Regions from separate parts of the Homo sapiens genome. Here region 1 is linked to region 2. A link is a loop called in an ENCODE intact Hi-C map of the cell type or tissue named here. Cell type or tissue: MCF 10A. All regions are shown on one strand. Each heading gives the region's core, and the rest is flanking DNA. Links, peaks and the distances in the headings are about the cores only. Region 1 has its middle 160 kb from the start of LINC02511. Region 2 has its middle 89 kb from the start of LINC02172.

Region 1 (5,390 bases), core at 133-5,132, 260 kb before region 2:
TTTAGTAATTTTGAAATTGAAACAGAGAGATCCTGGTAACTTATGCAACCTTAGCCCTTTGGCTGCATCCTCCCTCCTATGTGGAATAAGATGCAATATGTGCAGATGGAACAGCCATTATGTGAATATGAGCAGAAAATCCACATGCTTAAGACGGCAAAGCAGAAAGAGGAAACACTCTGGATTGTTACTGTTGTTCTGGTTCTCTATACCATGGACATCACCCTGGATTTGATATTTGCTCAGAAGTCATTTCTTAATTTTAGCATCTCTTTTTCTATATCTAAATAAGCAGGAAATGAGAAAGTATTTTTTTTAATTCAGTAAATACTAGTTCATGTGTACCTAACAATCTGTTTAGCATAACTTGTTCCTTTCTTATTTTACTATAGACAGGAAGAAGCAAGCAGCATCTTCAAAACTTCCCTGGGAAACATCTGAGATAAGTGGTGGTCTAGATCATTAAACAGATATCCTATTTTTCATGTTACTACAAGTGACAAAGTTTCTAAACTTTCTAATACCACATAACAAGTGTACCCTTTCCTCCGGCCACCAGTATCTACTTTTCTCAAATCTCTCATTGATAGTTTTTTTGAGAGCCATCGGGCTTCATTAATAATCTCTTACTTTTTGGCTTTTATTACCTCTTCTTTCAAGATTTGTCAAGCTTCCTTTTGTCCGCTTGCCACTTGTTTGCAAAGCCATACACACAAATACATAAAATTAAATGTTTTATATAAAACACATAAAATTAAATGTTTTTTATATATGTTAAATATATATATTTGCCAGAATCCCACTTACAGATATCAAAGTCTGCTCAAACAAACCCAAAACTTAGTGACTTGAATGACAACATTAATTTTACTCACAAATCTGCAGTTTGGCCAGGGTTCATCAGAGAGAGTTCATTTCTGCTTCACTCAGTGTCAGTCAGGGAAATTTGAAAACAGTGTTAGAATCACTTGAAAACTCATTCGGGAAAATAATAGAGGTTGATGGTAACTATTGGCTGAGTCTTCAGCTTGTTCTGGGGTTGGGGCTGGAAATCCTACACATGGCCAATCCATGTGGCTGCTTGGATTCTGTACCGAAGGACAGCTGTTTTCTAAGATCAAGCCTCCTAAAAGGATCAGACAAAAGCTTTCTTTCCTTTATAATTTAGACATGGAAGTTACATAGTGTTACTTTTGTAATAGTTGAACCCCACCTTATTCAAGAGGAAACAGCATAAGCTCTACCTCTCAATTATGGAAAGAACATTTAAGATAGAATATATTGGTATATCCATCTTTGGAAATTAGAATCTGTCACAACAAAACTTTTTTAATATGAGAAAACAAATCCCTAGTTGATTAAGCCATTACAGTCAAACTCATAACATGCATATATTTTGTTATGGATATATATGTTTTGGTTTTCATGTTTAATGTCTCCCCTACTAGACTGTAAATCTCACAAGGGCAGAAATTATTTCCATTGTAGGCCGGGCTCAGTGGCTCACACCTATAATCCCAGCACTTTGGCAGGCCGAGGCTGGCAGATCACTTGAGGCCAGGAGTTCAAGACCAGCCTGACCAATATGGTGAAACTGCTTCTCTACTAAAAATACAAAAAATTAGCCGGGCATGGTGGTGCATGCCTGTAATCCCAGTTACTCAGGAGGCTGAGGCAGGGGAATTGTTTCAACCCAGGAGGTGAAAGTTGCAGTGAGCAGAGATCGAGCCACCGCACTCCAGCCTGGGTGATAGAGCAAGACACTGTCTCAAAAAAAAATAATAATAAAAGAAAGAAAGAATTTCCTTCTTGTTCACATTGGCTCTTAATAAAAAGTTTTGTAAATGAATACATGGATAAACACTGAGGCAAAACAAAGGCTGAGAGCTTTGGGAGTTAAAGTTCTTTGACCACGGTCAACTATGAAGCTCCATGTTGTGTTACATTCTGACGCACAGTTGCCTTGGCACACAGCCTCATGGATCTGATTTGCTTCTGAGGCTTAAAGGTGGCTTGGTTTATAAATTGCTCAGGAATTATAAGTAAGTGTGTGTTTGTGCGTGTGTGTGTGTGTATGTTTGTGTCGAGGAACAAAAGCAAAGACTATAAAAACAGAGAGCAACCAACAAAATGAATTCAGTTCCTTGGCAATAACTTTCTAAGACATTTTATTGGTAACCTCAATCTGCTCTACAATTTCCTAATGAAACAAATTTTATGTAACCCTGAACTTGTGCACCAAGACGAAATGAAAGAGGTAAGAATGGTTTTAAGTCATAAAACATAAAACATAAAAATGTTTTAATTTTTCATGAGAGACCAGGAATAGCAAGGTCGTGTGAGAATATCTAAAATAATCTATCCTGAAAGCATAAGAAACCCCAAAACATAGCAGTAATGTCATTAGTCATATTATGTTCAGTAGAAATAAGACAAACTGTTGCTACTATTGTTAGATGTATTGTTTAAAGTAGTATTGCCAGAATGTCATACATTGGATTGCATAATATTTACACTCACATTTCTTCCAAAGCATACATTCAATAATTTTTTTAAAGTGTCTCAGAGAAAAAAAATGAAACATTTTTTCACCTATGACACGTGCAATTACTTCACCGTCTAAGGAATGCATGTTGTAAATACTGGATTTATAGCAACACCTCAGATAATTACACAGTTTACGGGGTACTAAGCAGGAAAAGAATTGCTGACTGTCCACACAATGTCCTCTTTTATTCACTACTAGTCTCAGAAGAATGTGACCATATAGGTTAACTATGTTTATGTTGTTCTCAAGGAGAAGAGAGTTAAAAGGCAATATTCTTTTTAACAAGCTGAACCAACTTGTTGGAAAGAAATAAAACCTTATAAAAATTGGAACAAATATCTTCAAACCAATATGTTATTTGAAACACTATTTTACATGGTACATTCATTTTTGTCTCACCCTCACATAACTCTGCAAATAGCTATTCAATTCAAACTGTCTCAAGGGTAAAAGTATAAAGCTCAATGTTTCTGTTGGATTTAGTGGAGCTCATAGAGCGTCTGGATTTGTTGGTCATGGCATTCCCTCTTAAACCCTCAAGTGTCTGTTTGAGCCAGTTTATACCAGAACAATTCAACAATTCAGGGTTTCCTTTTGTGTGTAGAAACATGTGTTTACACGGCTTCAGTCTGAATGAATAAGAACATGTTATTATTTACTGAAAAAAAATGACAAGATGATATATAGCTTTTGTACCTAGTAATCTTTATTCTACTCATATATTTTAATACTTTAATAAGTTGTAGGATATGGCCTAAATCTCTTTGCTTTAAACTACTTCTAAAAGTAAATACTCATTCAGAAAACATATTTCAAGAGCAATATTTTCACATTTTTTAAAAACACAATTTGTTATTTATACCTAAAGTTTAGTCCTATAGTTAATACTTTGTTGTCCACTTAAATTTGTTAAGAGAATAGATCTCATGTCAAGTGTTCTTACTGCACATACCTACACACAACAGAGCAAAGGGTTACAAAGAAAATTTTGTGGTAATAGTTTTACCTAGATTGTGGTGATGGTATTGTGGGTGTATGTGTGTGAACAAATGCATCAAATTGTATACATTAAATATGTGCAGGTTTTTATATTGATTATACCTTAATAAACCTATAAAAAACATAATGGCAAGGCCAAGTGTGGTGGCTCACACTTGTAATCCCAGCACTTTGGGAGGCCGAGGTGGGCAGATCACCTGAGGTCAGGAGTTCAAGACCAGCCTGGCCAACACGGTGAAACACCATCTCTACTAAAAATATTTTAAAATTAGCCAGGTGTGGTGGTGGGCTTCTGTAATCCTAGCTACTTGGGAAACTGAGGCAGAAGAATTGCTTGAACCCAGGAGGTCGCAGTGAGCTGAGATCATGCCATTGCACTCCAGCCTGTACAACAAGAGCGAAACTCCTTCTCTCAAAAAAAAAAGTAAAGGCAAATTCATCATTAGGAATATTAGCATTGTTACATCTGCTTGTGTATAGAATTTTGTAAAACTCAAATCGAGAGAAAACAGATCATAAGATAATAACCAATTAGAGAGACTTCTCTTTACTCAAAGTTTGTGCTACAACGACTATACGTATATAAAGAAAAGAATGGAATATCAACCAATAGAATAAGTTTAAAAGGAGAAAGATATGGTGGAATAATTCTCTGTTGCCTCATCTGATGTTGACTGCTCCTTTCCCTATTTTGTAAATTCAGGGTTTGACTTCTTAAAGTTGATGTATTTAAGAGAAAGGACACAAGAAAGAAAATGGGAAAGGAATGGAAGGTACTTACTTCACTTACACTTCTACTGTTTCAGCATTACTAATTTCTGGATGTGAAAGTCCTCTAAGTAAATTACTCATTAGCAAATCAGCAGCACATTATTACATTCTTGAGTAGAAATATTTTGTGCAATCTAAATACAGAAATAAAAGTGGTATTAAAAATACTGCATATGAGACAGATAAATTCCTCTTCACTGTAGGGTACTACAAGGACCATGCTTACATAAACAGAATAACATAATTGAGATGAAACAATTCTATTCCTAAAAAGTTTTCATGAGTTCTTTGGAAATTAGCTAACTCTGAGGATATCTGGCCTGCAGTTTCCTCATGCTGGATGCAATAACTTCCCTGATTGGTCATTTGCAACTCCTTGCTTATCCTTTAGTATCTGGAAATTTGATCAATTATTTGGCCTGAGATAGTCTCCCCCATTCAGGTGGTTTCCAATGATAAAATCAAAGATGACTCTTTTATGGTTATGCTTCATAAGTGAATTCATTTGGGGTATCATATACTCACACATTTTTTCTGCAATAAAATCTTGGAGCATGTGCTGAATTCCTATGCAAGATTACTTCTCCCTTCTTATCTGTGTGGCCTCAGTTCTGGTCCTAGATAAAGTCCTAGGAGACATATTTCAAACTCTCCTCTTGATCCATTTGAAGCCCTCCTCTATATGAAGTGAAAGGCAGGGACCTGTCCACCGCAACCTCTTATAGTTGGGGTGGGGTGAAGAAATGGGATTCAGGCCACAGCAAGAGTTCTCTATTCAAAAAAATTTTTTTTCCCATTCAGCAAGCCTTCTCTCTGCCTCAAAATCTCTTTCCTAGGCTGCTAAAGAAAAAAAAAAACTATTCAGCTCAGTATTGTCTAGAAACTTCAGCTGAAACAAAGTAAAAGGATTGTATTTATAATCTTCTTGCATAGTTATAATCACATTCTTTGAATTAAGGTAGGAGTTCTAGATAATCCACTGAAGGAAAGTGACTTGTGCAAAATAAGAGAACATGAGATCATATTGCTACCCTGACAGCAATAGAGGTGGGGAAGAGAAATTACCTGCAAA
Region 2 (5,390 bases), core at 321-5,320:
CACCACTGCAAGTGCCTGCTTGAAAGCCAGTAGCTCAGGCCTGCTAGTGTCCTGCGCCAGCTGGGGAGCATGCACCCCCATGCTGCTGCTGCTGCTGGCACAAGCCAATGAGCATAGATCCTGCTGCCACTGCCCAATAAAGCAGTTTGACTGGCACCACCCTTTGAAATGCTGTGGCCAGAGGTCCAGGAACACCTTGGCCCCTCCAGTCCAGTAGGTTTCCAAACTTGAGGGGCCAGAGAATAAAGCCGGGGGCCCCATACCAGCCCCCCAGAGTTAAAACACACAGCCCAGGGAGGCTATGCTGAGCCTTGGCCCTCCAAAAATCTACTAGAAGTGAAGCTAGTTGACTGAACCCACGCTACATCATAATCAAACCTCCAAGGACATCAATGAAAATAAAAGAAAGAAAAGAATTTTCAACCAATAATTTCATATCCAGCCCAACTAAGTGAAGGAAAAATAAGATTCTTCTCAGACAAGCAAATTCTAATGGATATTGTTAACACCCAACCTGCCTTACAAGAGATCCTGAAAGGAGTGCTAAACATGGAAAAGAAAGACCATTACTGGCCACTAGAAAAACACACTTAAGCACACAGACCAGTGACATTATAAAGCAATCACACAAACAAGTCTGCATATAACCTGCTAACGACATGATGACAGGAACAAATCCACATATATCAATACTAACTTGAGACTAAACAGGCAAAATGCCTTAATTAAAAGGCACAGAGTGGCAAATTGGATAAAGAAGCAACACCCAACAGCATACTTTCTTCAAAAGACCCATCTTACATGCAATGACACCCATAAGTAAAGGGATGAAGAATAATGTACCAAGCAAATGGAAAACAGAAAAAAGCAGAGGCTGCTGTGATGGTTAATATTAAGTGTCAACTTGATTGTATTGAAGGATGCAAAGTATTGTTTCTGGGTGCGTCTGTGAGGATGTTGCCAGAAGAGATTAACATTTAAGTCAGTGGACTGGGAGAGGAAGATCCATCCTCAGTGTGGGTGGGCACCATCTAATCAGTTGCCAGCACAACTAGAAAAAGCAGGTGGAAGAAGGTGGGAATAAGCTAGTTTGCTGGGTCTTCCAGTTTTCATCTTTCTCCCATGCTGGATACTTCCTGCCCTTGAACATCAGGCTCCAGGTTCTTCAGCCTTTGGACCCTTGGACTTACAGCAGTGGTTTGCCATGGGCTTTCGTGCCTTCAGCCACAGACTGAAGGCTGCACTGACACCTTCCCTACTTTTGAAGCTTTGGGACTCAGACTGAGCCACTACTGGCTTCCTTGCTCCTCAGCTTGCAGACAGCCTATTGTGGGACTTCACCTTGTGATTGTGTGAGTCCATTCTCCTTAATAAACTGCCTTTCACATATACATATATCCTACTAGTTATGTCACTCTGGAGAACCCTGACTAATACACTGCTATTCTAATTTCAGACAAAACAGACATTAAACCAACAAAGATAAAAAAGACAAAGAAGGATATTACATAATGGTAAAGGACTCGATTTAACAAGAACTAACTAACTAACTAACTATATATATATATATATATATATATATATATATATATATATATATATCTCCAAAACAAGAGCACCCAGATTCATAAAGCAAGGCCTTAGAAACATAGGAAGAGACTTACATAACCACACAATAATAGTGGGAGACTTCATTTAACACCCCACTGAAAGTACTAGATCATTGAGGCAGAAAATTAACAAAGATATTAAGGACCTGAACTCAGAACTGGATCAAATGGACCTGATAGGTCTCTACAGAACTTTTCACCCCAAAACGACAGAATATACATTCTTCTCATTACCACATGGCACATATGCTAAAATTGACCAAATAATTGGACATAAAATAATCGTCAGCAAATGCAAAAGAACCGATGTTATAAGAACCACTCTTTTGGAACATCACACAATAAAATTAGAAATTAAGCCTAAGAAAATTGATCAAAACCATAAGATTTCATGAAAATTAAATTAACCTGCATATGAATGACTTTCTCCCCCCTCTGAGACAGAATCTCCCTCTGTCACCCAGGTTGGAATGCAGTGGCACGATCTCGGCTCACTGCAACCTCCACCTCCAGATTCAAGCAATTCTCCTGCCTCAGCCTCCCAAGTAGCTGTGATGACAGGTATGTACCACTGTGCCCAGCTAATTTTTATAGTTTTAGCAGAGACAGGGTTTCACTATGTTGTCCAGGCTGGTCTCGAACTACTGGACTCAAGTGATCCACCTGCCTCAGCCTCCCAAAGTGCTGGGATTACAGGAGTGGGCCACCTCTCCCCACCTCCTGCATGACTTTTGGGTAAATAATAAAATTAAAGTCGAAATAAAGAAGTTCTTTGCAACTAATGAGGACAGAGATACAACATGCTAGAATCTCTGGGACACAGCTAAGGCAATGCTAAGAGTGAAATTTACGGCATGAAATGCCCACTTCAAAAAGTTAGAAAGATCTCAATTTAACAATCTGAGTGATCTGAGTGATATCAAAAATTCCTTGCCCAAAGTCTTTCCTTACCCCACATTTATTGTGATATTATCTGGTATTTCACCATTATCAAGCAGTTTAATTCTTTAGTTATAAAAATATCTAGAATTCAGATATTTAAAGAGAGATAATTCAATCATGTATTAGTTCGATTTTGTTTTGTTTGGTTCAGATTGTATGTTCCAAAAAAGAAGCTGAAATTTATACTTTAAGTAAATGGATGTTTTCGTTGGCTGGCAAGCAGAAACATGCCATTTTGAAGGATGGAGCAATGCCATCTGGAGTGTGATTCTGTGTCCAGAGAGAGGACAGATGAGAGTACTTTGTCCCAGAGAGAATAGGTGTTGGGAAAATGAGTGTTGCTCAAGAAGGAAGGCAGAGTCACTCACAGCAAACATTACATTTTTTGTTGCCTCAGAGATTTGGTTTCTCAATGTCTGATACGCCTGACTTACAAAGAATTCTCTGAATTTTGTGTGTATATATCACAGAGAGGATTCTGAACCCACATCCGCTATATCTTCTTCAGTTGTAACATAAACCTCCATCTCTTTAACAAAATCCAGGGGAACAGAATATTAATGCTTACTTTGTTTCCTTTCAATATTCAAAAACAAGAAAAGGAGGAAGGCAAACGGGAGGAAAAAGAGAAGGAAGAGAAAGAGAAGGAGAGGGAGAGGAAAAAGAAAAAAAGGAGGAAGAGGAGGAGGGAAGGAAGAAGACTGAAAAAATATATTTGAAACAAATTTCAGATAACTTCAATGAGAAAATACAGATGTCATTTTGCACTGTCAGTCAGATATAAATACTGAAATTGTTGCCAGAATCCTGTGGAAATCATAGAGGGCTTGCTTGACAGATTGGGGATGAAGCCAACAGTAGGACTCTGTTTTCAGGTTTAGTTCACATGATATATTCATCTTGAACAGCAGGGGGTAAATTTTCTAAATAGGTCACTGGGGATCCACACAAATCCCATTAACGGGTAATAGGATTTGTATGCACAAATTCTCTTGCCCTGAAAACTTAGATTTTGGTGTTTAATTTTCCATATGACCTGCATACTCATTAGTGTACATTAGAAGAAGTTTCTCTGGCAAATTTCACATAGTTTTCATTTCCTTTTGTTTATTCCTGTCTAAAAAGACATTTTCCAAAGGTTAATCTTTGAAAATGTCTTTAGTAGCTGAAAACATCTAACAGGGGATTATATAGAAGAGAAAATTGTTGAAATACAGTTATTCATGTTTTTAGCAGCTTATTGGGAAAAACTCTAAGAGAAAGAAAGAAACATAGATTTTAAAATATCTTTAAACTATCAGAACAAGCAATATTATCCTAATATATTTTTAAATACTCTAATATTTATTTTTTAATACAATCAAGTTAGCACAATTTATTTGCCTACAGTGGGTATCCAAGATAATGTTACCAATTTGGATTTTCATGGGAAAATAAAAGTATGTCTTTGGGTCCAAAGGCCAATTGAAGATCATGAGCTTTTCAAGAGATGATGGCCAAGAAAAGGAGCATCAGGTTCTCAGCCAGGCTCTATTTTAGATGAAAAATATAAGATCCTCAATCAAAATTTTGAAGAATAAACTTGGCAGGCTTCTGTGAGTGTTGTTTTGAATTTTCAGGTTCAGTTGAATCCAAAATCAAAGTAAAATGTAATGGGTTTATCCCTTGAGCATGGACCTGTAGAAGGAGTTGGGGGGATTATGTGTGCCTTAGGCTTCTTCACCTTAGTTTCACACAGTTCCATCTGACATCATCATAAATTCTTTAAAATTTATGGTAAATTGTGCTTTTTAGTACTAGTACTACTAAATAAAATACAATGTAACTTTTTTAAACAAACATAAGGGGATAATAATAAGGGTAGAGACACTACAGGATACACATCTGGTTGGAATTTACTGATTCCATTTCAGCTGCCATTTACTGATTCCTATAACTTGTCAAATGATCTCAAATACATCTTTCTCATTTAGTACTCATAGTAAACTGAGAAAATAGATATTATCTACGTTTTGGCAAAAAAAGATGTTTGGAAAAGTTACTTAGCCTTCCCAAGCTTACAAGGTTAGTTGGTGCCTGGCTAGAGTAACCTGCTTCTGCCTAGTTCCAAAGATACCTCTAGATTCATCCAAGAGTGCAATTTAGGCTGGATGCAGTGGCTCACACCTGTAATCCCAGCACTTTGGGAGGCCAGGGAGGGCAGATCACAAGGTCAGGAGTTCGAGAACAGACTGACCAATATGGTGAAACCCCATCTCTACTAAAAATACAAAAATTAGCCGGGCATGGTGGCACATGCCTGTAATCCTGGCTACTCAGGAGGCTGAGGCAGGAAAATCGCTTAAACCCGGGAGGTGGAGGTTGCAGTGAGCTGAGATCGCATCACTGCACTCCAGCCTGGGCAACAGAGCAAGACTGTGTCTCACACACACACACACACACACAAAAAAGGGTGCAATTTAGTCACTCTTAACCCATCCGAATATGTATCATGCCAAGTGGTATAATTGCTAATGTGACAGCGAGTTGTAAGTCTCTTTTGTTTTGTTTTGTTTTAGTGGCTACATATTTGAATAATCGTAAACTGGATTTAAATTACAGATTAGTTCAGTTGTAAGAGATTGTACATGGAGACAATATAAAGTTTTTTTTATTGTTTACCTTAAAATGGACTATGTATTTTCTCCACTATTTTTTCAAGTGAATATTTTTTAAACCAAAGCTGAAGAAAGGGAATCTGTAGACTGATTAGGGAAGTGTCTATGTTAATGTAGAGAGAATAGAGAGACAGATAAATAAAGCAACCAAGAGGAAGGTAGCCTGAAGGGTTTGTTGCTG

The links. A loop is a pair of places that touch in the nucleus more often than their neighbours do. Peaks named below come from ENCODE experiments on the same cell type or tissue, not always from the same donor. Only the 100,000 strongest peaks of a DNase experiment are listed, where the experiment ranks them.
Region 1: it touches region 2 in a loop (4-fold over the local background); 1 of 110 quality-filtered maps calls a loop at or near these places.

What each region holds. Positions count from the first base shown.
Region 1 is chr4:137,367,826-137,373,215 of GRCh38, forward strand. No RefSeq gene overlaps it. Among named protein-coding and RNA genes, the nearest start is that of LINC02511, 160 kb to the left of the region's middle. In MCF 10A, for the core only: no CTCF peak of the experiment used is centred there; a DNase peak (open chromatin) is centred at 2,586.
Region 2 is chr4:137,632,380-137,637,769 of GRCh38, forward strand. No RefSeq gene overlaps it. Among named protein-coding and RNA genes, the nearest start is that of LINC02172, 89 kb to the left of the region's middle. In MCF 10A, for the core only: no CTCF peak of the experiment used is centred there; a DNase peak (open chromatin) is centred at 2,872.